Regions from separate parts of the Mus musculus genome. Here region 2 is linked to region 1. Evidence: chromatin loops called from intact Hi-C (ENCODE). Cell type or tissue: heart. All regions are shown on one strand. Links, peaks and the distances in the headings refer to the core of each region. The heading gives the core; the rest is flanking DNA.

What was found. A loop is a pair of places that touch in the nucleus more often than their neighbours do. Peaks named below come from ENCODE experiments on the same cell type or tissue, not always from the same donor. Only the 100,000 strongest peaks of a DNase experiment are listed, where the experiment ranks them.
Region 2: a loop joins it to region 1, with 1.9 times the contacts of the local background. A loop is called at or near these places in 2 of 42 quality-filtered maps.

The regions. Positions count from the first base shown.
Region 1 is chr2:166,601,187-166,611,026 of GRCm38, forward strand. It overlaps Prex1 (phosphatidylinositol-3,4,5-trisphosphate-dependent Rac exchange factor 1), which reads right to left. Exons shown (of 40, transcript NM_177782.3): 10 at 8,552-8,699; 11 at 1,630-1,730; 12 at 538-641; 13 at 341-390. Among named protein-coding and RNA genes, the nearest start is that of Gm29679, 42 kb to the left of the region's middle. In heart, for the core only: CTCF peaks have their summits at 4,521 (motif pointing right) and 5,095; DNase peaks (open chromatin) are centred at 4,405, 5,495, 5,835 and 7,486; H3K27ac peaks cover 3,886 bases.
Region 2 is chr2:166,663,105-166,672,944 of GRCm38, forward strand. The region is part of intron 1 of Prex1 (phosphatidylinositol-3,4,5-trisphosphate-dependent Rac exchange factor 1); the gene reads right to left. Among named protein-coding and RNA genes, the nearest start is that of Gm50596, 35 kb to the right of the region's middle. In heart, for the core only: no CTCF peak of the experiment used is centred there; a DNase peak (open chromatin) is centred at 4,927; H3K4me3 peaks cover 791 bases; H3K27ac peaks cover 2,237 bases.

The DNA.
Region 1 (9,840 bases), core at 1,262-9,261:
AGGAAAACATTCCACAGCAGCAGCAGGTGCAAAGGTCCTGTGGTGCATCCTACTTTATAATCTGCCTCAGAAAGAACTGGTGAGGAACAGAAAGGCTGAGTGCAAGGTTACACAGCTGGACACCAGCAGGCAGATCCACTCCTCAGCCTGGCTCTCCTGTCCCTTCATACGCATTCAGGACTTCCCACAGATTCACTCACTTCCTCCTGACAGTCTGATGGAAGAGGTCAGTTATTAACCATATCTGATGGAAAAGGGGACGGAGGCTCAGAGAGGTCAGGATAGGGGGTGGGGAGAGGGCGGTCTGCTACTGTCGGGTGGGAAGGCCATGGGGACTTACTTGATCACAGGGGCGTACAGGCTGTGCAGCCGGCAGTAGAGTCTCACGCCCTACAAGCAAGAGCAGGGTCTGAATGAGCCACACCCTCTGGACTGCTGGGAAGAGGAGGGTGGGCGGGGCAGGCTGCAGGGACATAGGCCTGTTCTGCAGGGACCTCCAGCTGGATCGGGGCCACAGGCTGAAAGAAGACGTCCTACCTTGGACATGATATCCTCCAGCTCGCTGCGCGCTTTGTAAGTGCCGTCGTCGTAGCGGAAGCGGTACATCACCTGCTCGTTCTTGAACTGGTGCTTGTCAGAGACTGCAAGGACCCAGGGACTGGTAAGGCTGGGGAAACCCACCCTCCGTCTCTACCCTTTGGTCCCCCAGAACAGCAAGGGATGTGAGGCCCACGGCTTGTACAGGCCTGGCGGACACTGGCGGCCTAGCTAGACATCTGTGGGCACCTCTGACTCGGCCTGTCCTTGGAAAGAAGGGAAAGTAAGCACTCTGGGGTAAGAACCGCACTGCTGGCATCTTGACAGCTACCTCTCAATGCTGCTGGAAACTTAGACCCCAAAGCAGACTCTATACAGCCAAATGTCTAAAACTCTTAAAAACAAGGACTCTTCCCTGAACACTCAGTGGCTCCTGGCTGGCTCAGTGCGCCTACACAGACTCCACAGCCGAATCCCTTCCCAAGCTCCAAGACTTCGACCTCACTTCCTGACAAGCCCCGGGTCCACTCAAGAGGTAGCCTTCCCTGGTGCTCCCTAGAAGGCACTCAGCATCCCCCTGGACACTGGGCCTTGGCTGTCCCTGCCCAGAGCCATAGCGCCTACCTGCTATGCTATCCTCCACTTCCAGGGGAGACCTCCCAAACCTCTGTTCAGACCTGACCCCCTATGACACGGACTGCCACGCCTCCTCTCGCCAGCACTGAGCCTGCCGTACCAGCACCCCCTATCATCTTCATCTCCCCTCCAAGCTCAGTCAATTCCGTAGGACAGGACTCTTCACCTGCCCCACTCACGACTGTGCAAGCAGTGCCTTACTGCAAGAAACATGATAAACAACCTCAAATTAGCTCTTCCTGAAGGGGAAAATGGAAAGTTCCACTCTCTGACCACCTGCTTTCCTGAGGAGTCCTCGCTTGCTGGTACCCAAGAGAACGTGTCATGAGGCAGCCATGGTTCTGAGTCTGCGGGACAGGGACCAGGCCAGCAGCTTGGAAGTGCAGAAGCAGCTTTCTGGGGGAAGGGCAGCTTCCCTGACATCCAGCCTACCTCGCCATACCCACTGCCACTCACCATGGTGGATGATACCATTCTCCAGCAGGGCTTGGCCCAAGTTGACGCCTTCTTCCGTCTTGCTGATCTCACCAATTTCCAGGAGCCAGGCAACAAACTCACTGCCAGAAACAGAAGATGCAGGGAGATGGTTTCCCCAACCCCGGAACCAAAACCCAGCTGGCCTGGTCCCACCCACCCCAGGAATGGCAGGCAGGTCTTTCTTCCCATAGCACATAAAGCCAGCAGCCGTAGCCCAAGAAACCATGATAAGGCTTGTCTGTGCTTTTTCAGTTGGCTAGAACAATTCCAGGCCAGCCTCATCCACCCAGGGAAGGGTGGGTGGATGGATGGACAGATGGTAGGCAGATGAACAGATGGATGGGTGAGGGATGGATAGGCAGATGGGTACATGACTAGATGGGTGGCAGATGTTTGGTAGGTAGAGGAATAGGTGTGTGGATGAACGATTGACAGATACATAGACAGGTGGCTAGATATGGGTTAGTAGGTAGGTAGGTAGATGTATAGATAGAAGAGTGAAAAAATGGTTGATGGTTGGTAGATGAATGAATGGTGGATGGATGGACAGATGGGTGGGTAGAAGGATGAATGGTGTAGCTTATTAGTCGGTGCATGGATAGATGATGGATGGATGATGAATGGATGGATAGATGGATGATGGGTTGATGGACAGACAGACGGATGGATGGATGGATGATATATGGATGATAGATGGTGAATGGACAGATGGATGGACAAACAGATGATGGGTGGATGAACGGATGGATAGACAGATGGATAACGAGTAGGTAGATGGATGAGTAGGTAGGAGATGAATGATGGATAGACAGAGAAAAGATGGTAGATGGGTGTGGGAAATAACTGAGTGGGGAGTCGCGTCCATGTGGGATCTATGGACGGAGGCATAAGCCAATGGATACACACTGGGCCACATGGTACATAGGTACATAAGAACAGACAGATGCATAAGCCATCAGAGAAATCAACACTGGATAGATGGGCAGATGTGGAGGCTGAGGAGGGATGCTGGGTAGATGGTGGACGGTGGATGAACACCAAGGGTAGTTGGGGTGAGGTAGCTAGATGGTATGGATACTAAATGCGTCTGTCTGTGTGCATGCATGTAGCTATGTACGGAGTATAAATGAAACTCACAAAATAAGGAGGAGGCCATACCAGGCCCAGAAAGCTCAGGCCCAGATGTCTCAAATCACATCCTGTCAATTCTCAGACTGGTCCATCACACCTTGTCTGTCCGTCCTCACAGAGCTCCAATCACACCCTCTCTGTCCTCACAGAGCTCCAATCACACTCTCTCTGTCCTCACAGTGCTCCCATCACACCCTCTCTGTCCTCACAGTACTCCCATCACACCCTCTCTCTCCTCACAGTGCTCCCATCACACCCTCTCTGTCCTCACAGTGCTCCCATCACACCCTCTCTGTCCTCACAGAGCTCCAATCACACTCTCTCTGTCCTCACAGTGCTCCCATCACACCCTCTCTGTCCTCACAGTGCTCCCATCACACCCTCTCTGTCCTCACAGTGCTCCCATCACACCCTCTCTGTCCTCACAGTGCTCCCATCACACCCTCTCTGTCCTCACAGTGCTCCCATCACACCCTCTCTGTCCTCACAGAGCTCCCATCACACCCTCTCTGTCCTCACAGTGCTCCCATCACACCCTCTCTGTCCTCACAGTGCTCCCATCACACCCTCTCTGTCCTCACAGAGCTCCCATCACACCCTCTCTGTCCTCACAGTGCTCCCATCACACCTTCTCCATCCTCCAATAGGCTTTTGCCTTACTCAGAAAGGAGTTCAACACCTCTGCCTCAACTGTCTCACACATCTGCCCAGAAATATGTGCATCAACATCAGCATCGCCACCAACGCCATGCCTAGAGCATAATTCCTAGATCAGTCTTCTCTCCTGCATCCCCCTCCCCATCCTCTGGGCTTTGGCTCACTTACCTTTCTTCCCTTCTTTTAAAAAAACAAAAAACAAAAAAAACAACCCTAGGCCCCAACATACCTCTGGGCCTTGAAGTTGCTGCTCCATTCACCTAAAAATGCCCTTTCCAAACTCCCTCCGTGCCACCGCTCCCAAGGGGCAACAACCCACACGACCGCCAGGGAAGACTCCACACAGAGCCTGCCCACCTGACTATGCACTCTGCAGCAATGGGTTTACAGATGTATGTGTGTTTATCAGACCCCTCCCTGAGCACACTGACACACGGCGTGTGAGCCCTCGCTGATAGCTGCTGACCTTGTTCATTGACCTTTTCTTGACACGCTTTGAGACTCAAGTGTCCTCCACACAACAAATGAGGAACGAACGAGGAAGGTTGGGGACACAGGTGAGACAGGTTCTGGCTCGAGGCCTCTGAGGTCCCAGCCCCTGTGGACTCTTGGGCTCGGCACAGATTTCAGCCCACTGGAGCCAACGCAAGAGGGTGATCCCAGAGCAGGCAGCACCCACAAGCGTGGGCAGCAGTGCCCAGCCCCCTTTATGGAAACCAGCTGTCCCACCTCCGGTTACAACAGGGGACGCTATTTTTAGCTTTTCGTGCTGGCAGAGGAAGGACCTGGCCTTATAGAGGTAGCGGCATTACGAGGCATTCAGAAAGCCCAAGGATGTGGGAAAGAAACAGGTACATTTCTGGTACGCTGGGTGGGAACTTTCCAAGTTCTGTGTCCCTCTAACCACCCCCTACTCCACTGTTCTCCAAGTCCCAACTCTTGGGACAGGCACTGACTGCCAGCAACCCCAGAAGGCAAACAGATGTTGGTGTGACCACTCGCAGAGGCTGGAGGTCAGAGAGCCAGAGCAAGGCTGCTCACCAGCTGTCCTATCCAGGGCCACAGTGGGGAACAAGAAGTATACCAAAGTGACTGCAGGGGGCAGAAAACAGACTCAGGAGAGCAACTGAGTGGCGACTATGCCTACACTTGCTACCCTTTGGGAAACCAAGCTGGGTCTTCAGCTTGTTGGGCCAACTAATGCAAAGCTGTCCCTATCTAGGGACCAAGATGCAGCTGGATGCTGCTCAACAGGATGCAGCTGGCAAATGGTTTCCTTGGGGACATCTGGAATTCGTGGGTGGACTTTTTAATCCTGTGAAACTTTAAGCTGGAACCCAGGAGGGAAACCAGATAAAGTTAATCTCTTCTTACGCAGGAACCTCAAACTCTGAACAGGGGATACTGGCCAGGTAGAGTCTGTGCCAAGCCAGTCAAAGCTAAAGCCACTGCTCAAAGAGCCCACCACAACCCCGTGGGTCCAGCTCTTCAAGAGAGCGAGCAGGAAATCTGATATTTCCTATGGAGCTCCCAGTTGTTCAATGCTGGCCCCAGGCTTCCACGTGTACTGGGCCAGCAGAGAGTGCCCCAAGCTGGACATCAGCGTGCACAGAAGCTCTGAGTGACAGGTGGCAGTAGGGAGCTGGGATCTGACAGTAGCTCTGGGTGAGGCTATAAACAACAAGGCCCAGGCTTCCAGATAGATGTCCCCACAGCAGTGGGAGGCACTGAGGTTTGGAGGCCAAGGTGGGGTGGAATCAAATGGCAGAGTCCTCTGACAGGCTGTGCCAACTTCCCTTCTCCTTCGGCCCTGCCGAATGGACACCACTCAGCCCGTTTCAGGTCAAGGCCAAGGTTGAGCACAGAGGGCATGTGGGCACATCCTTTCATGAGCGACACCTGATCAGAGGCTCCATGTACCACTCCCCAAAGGGACATCTTCCCACTTGCTTCCTGCCTGGAGCCTGGGGTTGAGATGCCACCTGGAGTCCCATGCACAAAGTCCCTGCCAATGTCCCTGGTGATGTCTGTCAGGCCGTGTGACTCTCATACCTCAACTTCATGACTGCCGAGAGTGCAGGCGTGTGCCGCTACACCCAGTTTGATCTCTGTTGCATGCAGCTATGCACACAGCCTTCTACCTCAGAGCCCCCAGTGTGTGGATGTTTAACAACAAGACACGCCGTCACTATCAAGGGAGGCAACAAATGCCTCTGCCTCAGGAAACCATCCCGAGTGGCCCTGGGGTCTCACAATTCATCTTTGCCCCCTACTGAGCCTCCCTGAACACCTGGACTAAAGCCTGACCCCTGACCCAGTGCCACGAGATGCAGCCCTGCTGACTCCCGAGCCTCGGGCCAACAGTCGCCAACTCAGCTCCTGCCACCCCAGCATCACAGCTCACGAAAGCCACCAGACTCTGCCACGCCCAGGCGTGCTGCTCCTCTGGTCTTCTTGTGGCTGACACTCGCTTGTCACTCAGGTCTTGGTTGAAATGTGATCTCCAGTACGAGGCCACCTTTCCCACCCTGGCTGAGTCAGCTCTGCAGCTCCCCCCTTTACATCACTGCACAACTGCCTTGTGGGGTTCCCTGGCCCAGTGGGTTCCTTTATTGGCCTGTGTACTTGTCCACCGAGTGATTCCTGTAGGAACAGCCATCTCCCTGTGGGCAGGAAGTCTGTCTGTTCAGTTCCCTGCTGCTGGCTGGCAATGGGAGGGATGGAAGGGAGGGAGGGAGAGAGAGAAGGAGGGAGGAAGGAAGGATGGAAGGGAGGGAGGGAGAGAGAGAAGGAGGGAGGAAGGAAGGAATTAATTTTTGTCTCTCTAGCTAACCTGAGGCTGCTGGAAGGCAGGTACACACACACACACACACACACACACACACACACACACACACACACACACATACACACACACACAGAGTATGTTATCCCACAGTACACAGATTTTACCACTGAAATGTGAAGTCTATTCGTTTCTGAGTGGGACACAAACAGGTCACTTCTTCACACCTGTCCATGTAACATGATGTCGTGCATGGAGGCCCCAGCCCATGTTCTCAGTGCTCTGGCCAGCATGGTACTATTGCCATTGCATCCCCACTGCATCCCCACTGTGTTTCCACAGCATCCCCACTGTGTTTCCACAGCATCCCCACTGTATCCCCACTGTGTTCCCACTGCATCCCCACTGTGTTCCCACTGCAACCCCATTGTGTTGCCACTGCAACCCCATTGTGTTGCCACTGCATCCCCTCTGTGCTCCCACTGTGTCCCCACTGTGTTTCCACTGCATCCCCACTGCATCCTCCAGCCTTTCTCCTTCCTTAATTATCATTCATTGAGACCCAGAGACATTAAACCAGTGCCCAAAGTCATCCAATAAGAAGGTAAGGGGAGTAAGACGCAGTCCCAGTCTGACTCAAAACCTGGCCTTAAAAGGCTATGAAGATAAGCCAGACAGTCCATAGCCAGGGAGTCGCCATCCAGTCCCTTACAGAGGAGGAGAAAGCAATGACTGAGGAAAACTAAAGATGCTGAAGAGAGATTAAAATGAATCAAGATTGAGGTGGTGAGAGAGAACGGCAGCTACGGAGTCACCCTGTCCAGAGTTCGAATCCCACCTCACTACAGCAGTGTGACTCTGCTTTCCCCTCTCTGTGCCACTGCCTTCACCCTTAAAATGGGGACAACAGCAGTGACCTGCTTCATAGTGCTGTGTGAGATTAATAGCCACGGCCAAATGTGAACGTCATAGATCAGATTAAGGGCTGGAGGAGTCTGTATTGCAGCCACCTATTTATTCTCCTTATGGGGGGCCAGGGGCTCCCGGAGTTGCACAATGGCTGGGAAGGGGTGTTGGTTGGAAGCCCAGGCAGAGGCAGAGGAAAGCCAAGCCTGAAGGAGCGTCCTCTTAATGGGAAGTCAGTTTCTCTGGGCCTGGAGGTTACATGAGCTGTGCTGCTGGCTGGGGTTCAAATGGGCAGCAAGAGAAATCTCCTCTAATCCTTCCTGAGGAGTCAGACCTCAGAAGTCTTAATCACAGACAGGTTATCCCATCCGGCCGGCAGGGCCGGCAGGAAGGCTCTCAGATATCCCCCTGGGCAGAATCGGGGCGGGGCTGCTGCTAGAGAAACAGCTCCTTCGGTGGAATGGGGATTAACAGTGGAAACATCCAGGGGCCTTCCCAACTTCTCCAGCTAGCTCCCACAAGGCTCCTGGGCCCAGCTCTCTCCTTTCCAGAGAGAGGCTGAGCCAAGACTGTCGGCCCCCAAGGACAATGGATGAAAGAGTTCAAACATGCTGGTTCCCCCAACAGCCAGCCCTGGCTTGTTTAATGCCAGGTCTCAAGATCTACCCTGGGTTATCTCCTCACTCCAAAAGCTCCAATGGGTGGCATGGACACCCAGTAGGGCCTTCCGTTTTCACACATCTAGACCCAAGTCCCCAACATTCCGGCTTCCACCCTCCACTGGCTCTATCATGTCATCTCGTTTCTGGGAATTATGCCCTACCCAGGGACACCCACCTCCCTGGCCACTGGCCACAGAGGCCTCAGCTTGTCCCTTCCCCAACACTACTGGCTCAGACTCTTCTGTGTACACAGTGCCCCGCAGGGCAGTCTCCTGACCTGCCACACACATGGGTCTTCAATCTCACCTTTTCCTCCCAGAACAATCAACATTATTCCCAGCTTCCTCCTTAGTGCCCTGGCTAGCGAGCTCCAGTCTGCCTCAGACCCACCCTACCTCATCTCCCTCATCTTCTAAACATAGCCCCAGCAACCTCTGTCTTGGCCAAGGCAGAACAGAACAGAAATGGGTAGAGTGTGGCCGGCCCACTGAGTCGGGACACTCTCAGCTTCTACAGTGTACTTTGTTACAGGAATTGGATCACACAGCGAGTCAAGAGCAAACGCAGTGGACAGACCTGTAGCAGAACCCTGCAGCCTCGACCCTCATCCAAGCCTGCTCCACAGGCCTGAGGGGCATTAGGTGGCTGTATAAGGAGGTCCCAGGCAAGAGAAACGGGGTGTGGGACAGGGTGGGGCAAAGCAGATGCAGGGCAGGAAGGGAAGGTGGCCAGCTGGGATCAGGACACAGAAGCCACTCACTTGCCAAGGAAGCACTTGGGGACGGTGCTCAGCTTCCGCCGGCGGTCCTTGATCAAGTTCACCTTCTTGCTCATCATCATGTGATACAGCTTCTCCCCCTTCTCCGCAATCATGACGTACGCGTCACGCTCCATGCCCAGCTTCAGGCCTGCGTGGGGATATGATTGCCATGGGGGACACAGGAGGCAGTCGGGGGTTCTGGCATTCACGCCCCCCTGCCTTGACCCCTGCATAGCCACGGAGCACTTCCTGACCCCTGCTCAACGCCACACACACCTGTCAGGGACTGCTCAGAAAGTCTGGGTGAGGACCCATGGAGGTTAAGTCCCAGGTAACTGGTGGTACCTTAATTCAGAACTAAGCTCCGAAGCCTAGCTCTACCCACAGTGCACACACACAGCTCTGCCCCCCATGCCATATGCACTGGTCCCTACCCCATCTAGACAACAACAGCAACAGCAATTAAGTGCTTCCCAGCTCCGGACACACGTCCCATGCTCCTGAGAAAAGAGACACAATCACTCCCATTTTACAAACAAGAAGCTGGGGCCCAGGGAACACATGCTGTCTGCATAGAAGACGTGGTACCGAAATTTTGACCCAAGATGTTTTGCTCCGGATTCCAACCTGAAACTCTGACCACAGACCACAGCGTGAGCCCAGCCCTGTGTGCCCTGCCCTGGTTGAACTTTAGACAGCACTCACTTCTAAGGACACGGCCTCCTTGGACCACACACACCTCTTAATGACATAGACCCTGTGCTAACCACAGCTCAAGATTCTAACCACAAAAGTACAGCTCAGCCCCACCCAGTCAGGCCAACTCCCTGCCCCTACCCCAGGACCAACCCTGCCCCAGGCCTGAGAAGTTTCAGAGGTTCAGCCCTTACCCATCCAAAGGCCAAAGCCAGGAGCCTATCTGGCCTTCCAGCATTTTAATACATTCTGGCTCATATTTAAGTGCTACTACCTAAAGGCCCCACTTTCTCCAGAAAACCAGCAGAGGCACTATGTTTGGAACAGTGACTTGGGAAGTATGGGGCAGGGAGACAGGCGGTTGGCCTGGACCGTGTTAAAGGGCAGGCCTGCAGGACCATGATGACCTCCTGAACAGAGAGCGGCAATGAGGGGTTCAGGGGTGGCACCAAGGATGTGCTTCAGCACTGGCTGGTGGAGAGCCTGAGACACAGGCTCAGAGGGTGATGGAACCATGTGAGGTCTGTGATGCATAGACCAGCTGGGATTTCAGGTCAGCAGGATATACTAGGGGGGAGTCTGAGACCCAGTCT
Region 2 (9,840 bases), core at 677-8,676, 61 kb after region 1:
CATGGAAAGGCCCCCAGCAAGGAAAGATGCCCCCAGGCCTTCTCAGAGCCTTCAGTGTGCAAGACAAAGCACCTACACACACCTTGGGCAGGAACCAGGGCCACAGCCCTCCTTCTCTCATATCATGAGACTTCCCTGTCTCCATCTACGAAATGAAGGCTTGAGACCTGTCCAGCCTTGGGCCAGCGTATCTAATGAGGGATGCCAGAGCTGACTCATTCAGACCCTAAGCTCAGGGCTGCTCAGACACCACCACCCAAAAGCTTCCCTGGCTACAGCATCTACTAAGAGAACCATGTGGGCCCCACGCCACAGCAGCCCCATACAGGCTTTCTGGCAGTCAAGGGGTCTGAGGAGGTGGCACCTGGCAACCAGACACCTGCCTAGCAACAGTGTGATGGGATGACAGCTGGACTCCATGGCAACTGCAGCTGGGCCCCCAGAGGCCACATGTGGCTTTTGGAGGGCACGGGAAGGGGTTCACAGACTCAACTCTAAGGCAAAATGACCCACAGGGGCCTTACAAGCCTAGCGGGTCCCGAACTGCAGAGCACAGAGCATGGGACCTGACTGGGTTGCGTGTCTCATCTCAGAGCTGTGCACCATGGACCTGCATGGCCCACCTGACGCCTCCTCTCTGGAATGGAGACCAACGCCTCCAAACACAGAGACATGTGCAATCTCCCTAGTAGTATATAAAAATAACACTGGCAAGCACAGACTGTGGATTCTGAGAAGCCAGAGCTCATTTAATTCCCCCCAAAACTTCCAGTGGTACCAGCTAAGTCCTGAGACTCTTTGAGTGTCTCTGGCTGTGGGGTCTGGAATGCAGATGGCCAAGAGGAAGAAGAGGAGGAAGAGGGGAAAGACAGGAGGTGCCAGGGCCCCCTTGCGCAGACCTCTTCCAAGCATGCTTGCAGCCAAATGGATCTTGTGCAAGCATTCGCTGACAGGGAGTCTGTCTCTACCACCAGACTGCAAAATGCCTCAGACTGGACTCTCATACCACATACCCTCCAAACTACAGACATGGTAACTTTAGTGCTCTCAGAGAGGCCATCTTCCAAGGATTCCACGAGGCCACAGATGAGTCCTGGCTGGCACTGACAGCTCCCACCATCCCCTTCTTCTTCCCCTTCTTCTTCCTCTCGGCTGTCTGCATGCCAGACCCCAAAGCCAGGCACCCGAAGAGTTCCAGAACTTGGACACCAATGCCTACTGAAGCCGTGTGTTTGGAGATAGAAAGAAGCCAGCCAGGCTAAGGACAAGGAGAAGGACCAGTGGGGACAGCAGACACTAATCTGAAAGGGTGGCCACCGATCTCCAATCCATCGGCAGCTGGGCTTCCACCGGAGAAATCAAACATGCAGCTTCTTCAGAGGACTTTCCAACTGCAACCCCCACCCCCTTGCTGCTTGATATTATAAAAATGCCTAAGAGAAGAAGGCAAAGAAACTAGAAGAGCTGAAACGGTTTGGAGAAAGAACATTGGGACTCCCACGGCCCAATCTTCAGAATGACTGTGAAGTCATAATAATTATGCCGGCGCCCGGTGCGAGGGGAAGGGCGTGGGTCTGTGAACATGAACAGACGTGCAAGCGCCTCTCACGAGGGCAGGATGCAGCTAAAGCAAAGGATGCGAAGGAAAGTCAGCAGAGAAAGGCAGTCTTCAGCCGACAGTACCCCAGCAGTCAAACACAAAGTACAGAGTCTCAAGCCTCCTGCAAAGACAGGCTTCACACAAAACAAAGCTCTAGACAGATCCCACAGGCGAGGGGCGTGACTCAGCGAGTGAAGCAATTCCTACACAAGAGTGAGGACTCGAGTTCAGATCCACGGTGCTCAGGTAAAATACCAGGCCTGGGAGCACACACCCATCACCCTAGCACTGTGGTGCGTAGACAGGCAGGTCCCAGGGGCTCGATGACCAAGCCAGCTATCCACAATGGCAAGGTTCACATTCAGTGACAAGATTCTCTCTGAAAAAGTGAGGTGGTGAGAAATAAACTAAGATAATCAAAGTTGACCTCTGACCTCCATAGGTAACACACAGGCAGGCATGCCCCCAAATACATGTACATACAGCACACACATGTACACATACCCCACACCCACTACACACATACACATGGCACACAATATATGCTCACACTGCATACATACATACTCACACATACACACAATACATACACACACATACACACACACAATACATACACACATTTAAATACAAATCTCAAAACTATGAAACTTGAGGGAGAAAACAAGGGGAAAATACCTTTTGGCTTGAGGTTAAGCAAAGTGACATCAACATCACTTATAATTGACGCTCAAAAGCACAGAGGAAGACAAGCGCTAAATCAGCACAGAAGCCATGTTCTGTTCTGCGAAAGGCCCAGTAAGACAATGGACAAACAAGCGAGGGCTTGGGGACTATGTATGAATGACATTCTGGCAAGGGAAGTGTGCCCAGGCTATAACCCTAACCCCAAAAAAGAAACCAAGCAAACCAACCTTTAAACTAGTTTCTCATGTGACTCCTGGGGATTCACACAGAAATGTCTATCACTCCAGATAGGCAGCCACAGACCAAAGAAACCCCTCCCATCCCAAGCCCAGCTTGGTGAACCAATGGCCTTATCAGGGTTCCTTCCAAGAGCACGGGTGACTCCTGAGCAGCCAGAGGATACTAAAACCCCACCCCAGCCGGCATGGTGACTCACACAAACTAGACCACAGGAGTCCCCATCCCAACCACTCTCTCTTCTCTGTGCATTGTAGCACCCCAAGATCATGTGCAGCAGCAGAGGGGGAGGGAACCACAGCTAGAATCTTGGAGGTGGGTTTGAGGACCCTCTCTGATCTCATGATGGCCTTATCCAGGGGGTCACACGGCTAGTGTAACTTTTTTATCTTGCTGATTAGTTTCATTTGGAGGGAGCATGCCTGCAATGCCTGCAATGATGCTCCTGTGGAAGTCAGGGGACAGCTGGCAGAAGCTTGGGGCTTCAACTCCAGTCACAAGGCTTAGAGACAAGCGCCTCTGTCCACTGAGCCAGTTCACCAGCCCCGGCTACTCTGGTCTCAAGACGACACCGGCTGTGAGTATCAGGCCCAGAGGTTCTACATAAGCAGAAACATGAAAATCATAAAAAGTCAACCTTGAACACACAGCTGTGCAAAGAAGATATACGAGTGGAAGGAAGGCACAGGAAAAGCTATCCAGCGCCATCAGTGAGGGAGAGGCTGAGGAAAACCACAACCTGCCACTTCCACACGTATGTACGTACATCTGCCAGAATGGCTTAAAAGGCAAATCGACAATACCAAGTGTTGTCAGGGATGTGAACCACCAATCTCTCAGATCCCACTGGTGAGAAATTTAAGTGACCCGGCGCCTTTGCAAAGCCGCCTGCAACTTCACACGCTGCTAAGCACTCAGAGCCCACACAGCCTAACAACGCCACTCCTGGTGTCTATTCTGGATACACGAGAACTCATGTTCACAAGCAAACAGTGCATACACTCTTAACAGCGGATGTCCAGGTCAGCCAATGAGGAGGGACTCTGTGTCCTTGGGTGAATGTTGAACCGTGGGATGGTGTAAGCTCTAAAAGGAACACACTTGACACACGGAGACCCCGGCTGAACCCCAAGTGCTACCTGCTGGGACTCAGAAAGCTGTATACCATGTGAGTCCCCTGTGTGCAGTGCACAGCCTCCTTTATGTCCCCACGACATTGTCTACAGTGAAGCATATATTTTTAATTTTCTAGAAAAGACAAAACTATGGGCCATGGGAAATAGATGAGTGAGTGGCTGTGGAGGAGGAACAGACCTGAAAGCATGGCTCCTCAGAGGCCACAGAAGGTCTGTGGAGGATAGAGTTGCTCTCTACGTGGGCTGCGGTGGGAAAGAACTCCACACATGTGACGTAATGTGCATACACACCATACATGTACACACACACACACACACACACACACACACACACACACTTAACCCAAAACATCCATCTTTACTATTTTCAAATTCTAAATGTTAAATCTGTTTAACATACCTCACTCTGGGCTTTTCCAAACAGAGCTACAACTTGAAGGGAAGATGAAGTGAGTACAAGGAGCCCTCTATGCAGGGCACTCAGTGAGCCACAAGCACACAGGTCACCTGACCTTGGGTGCTAAGTCCCTTGGGGATGAGCTGGTACTGCACTAGGGCAGGAAAAGCTCAAGGTGTGCCTAACAAACACAGAAGGGACATGAGAGGAGAACCCTGAGCAGGCCCAAGAGCCCTGGGGTCAGAGGGCTCGTGGGGGCGGGGAATGCCGAAGACACAGAAGAGCACACAAGGCCAATTCATTCCCGTTAAACAAGGTATAGGGAAGGTTCGAAGGCAGAGGTGTCTGGGACAAGATTGGGGTCTAGCTGGGATGCTGGGGAGAAAGCAGCCAGAGCGACCCCAAATCCCTGGTGTGAGCAAGGGCAAGGAAGGAGTTACCTGTGCAGGCAGGAGCAGGCCAGGGAGGAAGGGATGCTGAGTACTGGCTGAAAGGGAAGTCAGAGGCCATCACAGGACCTACCCAACACCTTGTCTCAAAACAAGGCAGAGGGGGAGAGGGGGGACAGGGAGCTAGGGAGGGATGAATCAGACCGGTTAGTAAGTTCTGGACTGTTACAATAAGGCTGCCATGTTCTTCCATAGTCCAGTGCCCCCCACCCCCATCCCTCACGAAAAACACCCTTCATCCAAGAATAAAAGAAACACCAGGAGCTCAGGCACTCTTTGGAGCAAACGCTCTGGCTGACTCAGACCTTCCTCCAGAGTGACAAACTCCATCCTCAGTGAGCTGTCTGGGGCAGGCATGTGACTGGAAAGACAATGCTTGGCATCCACCACAGAGCCCAACTCACAGGCACCAGCTCGGGCTCTGCAAGCGCCCTGGATGGCACTGTGAAAACTGCTCACACTTTATCCAACACAAGCCATACCTACCCTGGTGGCTCTCAAATTGCAGAACTTATCAGCTTGTTCCTATGTTAATCAGGGTGCCGGGGACCTGCTGTAAAAACACTTTAGGAGCCAGTGGCTCTGCACAGACTACAAGTGGCGGCTGAGGATCGAGTTTCTGCAAGGTGCTGCCAATAAAATCGCAGTGGTCCACTTTCCCAGCAGGTCTGTGGAAGACATCAGCGAACAGGCTGCCCATGAATGTGGTGACAAAAAAAAAAAAAAAAACGCTATGTCGCTGCCAGCGCTCCTTCCAGCTGACAGAATTTCAAGAGCTTTCGGTGAATCAAAGTCACATTTGCTGGGAAAGCTGGCTGAGCCTGGCTACCTTGAAGATACCTCAGCAGGAAGGAGGCGACGTCGCTAGCCACTGCCCCTGCCTTTTGCAAACCCGTGTCCTCCACAAATGAACACAGAATCCAGGCATGTGCTTGACACGGGTGGAAAGAACCCAGGGGAGGCGGTGGCACGGGACTGAAGAGGGGGTAGCGACGATGTACCCAGCTGAGAATGCCTCCATCCCATGAGTCTGGCTTCCCAAACTCCTATAGGCCACTTCCAAAAGAAGTTGTGAGGGATGAACAGATGGCTCAGCGGTTAAGAGCATTTGCTGCTCTTGACGAGAAAAAAATAAAGACAAAAAATAAAAGCCCTTGAAGAGGTGACCATCAGAGCCCTCACTAGGGGCCAGTGAGATGGCCCAGAGGGGAAAGACGCTTGCTGCCAAACCCACAACCTGAGTTTGATCCCTGAACCCAGTGGTAGAAGCTATTCTCTGACTTCCCCCCACACAAGCCAACAATGTGCGGCATACAAACACACACACACCCCTGGATGGATAGGTGGATGGATGGATGGATGGATGGACAGACACATGTGATAAAAAGAAGAGGCCTTCATGAAATAACTCTTATCAAGGCCCTGTGAAGGGCAACTCCACATTAGGGTGCCTCCAGCACTCCTGCAGTGTTATCAGAGAAATCATGCATTCCCCAAGAGACACTAATCAGCATTAAATCTCCTAACCACCACTGATGACAGCCAGAGAACCAGCTGCTCTCAGGCCCTCAGCTCTCTTCCTCAAGGTGAAGGCCTCACTGGGCCCCCTCCCACCCAGACCTCAAGCCCCCCCACCTCCCTAGAAGCCCCTCCCTGAGGACAAAGCCCTGGCTTCCCTCAGGCCGTGGGATTCCACCAGAAAAATCTGACTGGATGGACAGAGCCGTGAAGCATGTCTCTTTGCTACCTGGCCCCTCTGTCACCTGTCCCCAGCAACCTTGGCTGAGTGGGGTTGGCTCTCAGCTCCCTGCCTGCAGCCGCTACGATGCTGGCAAAGCCGTTCGGTGTACACTTAGATATTAATGACATATAAATCCATCTCAGCGGAGTTCATACTTCTAAAAAGTGATGACTGCTTTGCCTGTCAATCAACCACTCACCCAGGGTCTCCTGAAACTAGCCAGCTGAAGACAGAAGGCAGGGACATGCTAGCCCTGTCCCTATCTCTGGGTCAGAGTGACGATACCAGGCAAAACTCCACTAGACTCATTCATAAAAACTGCACTGCTGTCTACTCTGCCCAAGAACCTGGCTTTGAGGTGCCCCATTTGGTGGTGCAAGGCTTGGCTCCAGGCATCAAGCTCACCACCAACACCCAGTCCTTCGGAGAGCACAAGCCAGGTCGTTTGGCTCAGACTTCTGAGCCTCCCTCCCTCCAGCCAAGAAGCACTCATTCCCTTGGCTGGCTGTCTTCCCTCAGCTTTTATTGCTGATCTTCAAGTTCACCAACCAACTCCTTCTCACTGGACAATGACCCTCGTGCGTGCAGGCACACAACCTCAGGTGTGAGTCCTCACTCTCCACTCTATTTGAGGCAGGCCTCTTGGCTGTTTTGCTGTTGCTGATGCCAGGTTTGCTGCCCCGTCCCCCAGCTTCCAGAGCTTCTCCTGCCTCTACCTCTCATCCCCCAGTAAGAGTGCTGGGTTCGCAGACACTCCTTCATCTGGCTGGCGTTGGGTCCTTGGGCTTTGAACCGAAGGTCCTCATGTTTGCACAGTAAATGCTTTGACTCGTGTGCCATCTCCCTGGCCCATCGTCTGACGTTTTAGATCTAGTACATCAGCAAAAAAGGCCAGAGTCCAGGGTTAGAATAGGAAAGATGAAGCTTTCTGAGGATAGACAGAGCTGTGGAGAGAGAGAGAGAGAGAGAGAGAGAGAGAGAGAGAGAAAGAGAGAGAGAGGGAGGGGGAGAGGGAGGGGGAGAGAGAGAGAGATCAGAGAGGACAGGTGCTGGAGCAGTTGGGACTAAGGGGCCCTGGGGACAGGGCTGCTCCAAACGGAGAAAGGGGAGGGACCAGGTGAGACCCAGGAACAGAGGCTTGAAAGAAATTCCCCGTGGGAGGGGTGTGGGGCCACACTAGAGGTGGCAGGGTCAGAGACCCTTTGCAAGGACCAATGAGCAATGACCACCCAAAACTATACTCTAAGTGCCCTGGAAGTAGAGTCCTCCTGCAAAGCCCTCAGTACCTGGGGCCCAAGGTGTGACAAATGATGAAGGTCTGGCAGAGAGGTGGTGCAAGGGAGGGAGGAAAGGAGGGAGGAAGGGAGGGAGGGAGGGAAGGAGGGAGGGAGGGAGGGAGGAGGAGGTGTGAAAGAGGGAGGGAGGGAGGGAGGTGTGAAGGAGGGAGGGAGGGAGGTGTGAAAGAGGGAGGGATGGAGGGAGGGAGGGAGGGAGGTGTGAAGGAGGGATGGAGGGAGGTGTGAAGGAGGGAGGGAGGGAGGTGTGAAGGAGGGATGGAGGGAGGTGTGAAGGAGGGAGGGAGGTGTGAAGGAGGGAGAAGAGGAAGATGGGGCAGGGAATTTGACAGGTGAGGGGTAGAAAAGCAGCTCACTGACCCTGAGCCTTCCTAACCCCTCTCCCACACAGACTCATTAAACCTCAGTGGTGAACTGAGTCCTGGATGCAGTTGGCCTCTGAGGCCTCACTGGGGTCCAGAAATGCTCAGGAAACGCTGCACAGCACTGGCAGGAGGCCGTTCCCATGGCCTCCTTCCTCACCATGGTGATGGACGGCAGTGGCACCATCTGAGCGTCTGAGCACATTCCTCCTTCCTGCTCACCCTGGAGACAGACCCCCATGTCCCTACCTTCCCTACCGACTCCTAAGCCCCGCCCCCTGCTATTCAGAACCCTGTGAACATCATCCGTCTGCCAATCCAGTGACAGCCAGTTCTGTGTGTCCAGGGATCTGGGTCTACACTTGGCAATGGTTTTTATTTCACACGTGTTTGAAGGACCAGTGAGGTGGCTCAGCAGGTAAAGGCACTGACTGCCAGGCCTGACAGCCTGAGTTCAATCCCACAGAAGGGAAGGAGAGAGAGAACTCAGGGTTGATGGAGAAAACCCTGGCTCCATCCAACACATGAAAGCAAAACAGTTTGACACCGAGTTCACCCTCTGGCCTCCACGTGCATGCACATACATGTGTATGTGCACACTCATGTTTGTGCACGCGCGCGCACACACACACACACACACACACACACACACGCGCGCGCGCATCAAAAAAGCCTGAAAATAAAACAGGAGACGCAAAGTGGGTCCAAAGAATGTCCTAAAAAAGCAAGGGTGCCTGAGGGCAGCTGGCAGCCATCACTGCCATCCACAGGCCTTGCCCCTTCTAGCCACATCCTCTTCCTGCTGCTCCAGATTACAAATTTATACAAGAGAACAAACTGCAGGCTGGGGAGGGGGCGGGGGAGCGGGGAGGCAGAGGCAAGCTCTCCTTTAACCCCAGCATTTGGGAGGCAGAGGCAGGTGGGTCTATGAGTTTGAGGCCAGCCTGGTCTACAGAGCAAATGCCGGGCCACCAAGAGCTACACAGAGAAACGCTGTCTCAAAAAACAGAGACAGACAGAGAAAGACTAACCTTGAAAGGGGATGGGGCTGAGGGATTTGCCTCAGTGAAAAGGGTGCTTGCCCAAAAGCAAGCAGATACAGCAGAAATGTCGGCTGTTCAAGGTCCACACATATGGCAAGCCTGAAGCCAGCCTGGGCTAGAGACTCTACCTCACAGGAAAACAAATTGTAAAATCTGTAATTATAAGGAATCTTACAGGCAGGTCTGGAATCTGGGGGAAGATCTGAAGAGGCCCCTGGAGAGAGCTACTTGCAAAATGTTTTAGAAATGAGAAAGGCCCGGCAAGGCTATCATCACCTAATGGTACACGGCTACACTGCTACAGTCCGATTTTGAAGAATGATCAAAACACATCTTTTTCCCCAAACATCACAGATGACAAGTGGCCACCAGATGCTGGGGACAGGAAATACGGTTGTGGTTTATTTTCTTTGTTTTCAAAAATTAGTGATGCCATTTAAAAAAAAAAAATCCAGGCCAAATAAAAAAAGTAGAAACGGTGGGTTTTCTTTTTTGAGGGTAGGGAGGGAGGGATGCCCCCTCTCAGACCTCCACAGACTTGATGGCAGACACACCTGAAGCCAGCAGCACCAGAGGAGAAGAACCCAAACAGAACTTTTGATCAACCTCCTGCATCTGAGTCGTCGTGGGAAAGTCTCTGGGAGCCAAGAACCTAACACCGGAGCCCAAAGAGCTTGCTTCAGGGCACAGGGCACGTGTCAGGCTGTGACGCAAGTCCACCCACAGAAACATCATGAAAGCCACCGTCAAGCGTCCTCTGGAATCTCAGCTGCAACCCCAGGGACTGAACCCAAAGAACTCCTAGGTCCCAGAAGCCCCAGCCTGGCTATGACAGAGGCCACCCTACCTTTCATCACCCACTTCTCTCCTTCCTCCAGGTGAGGCACCTAATA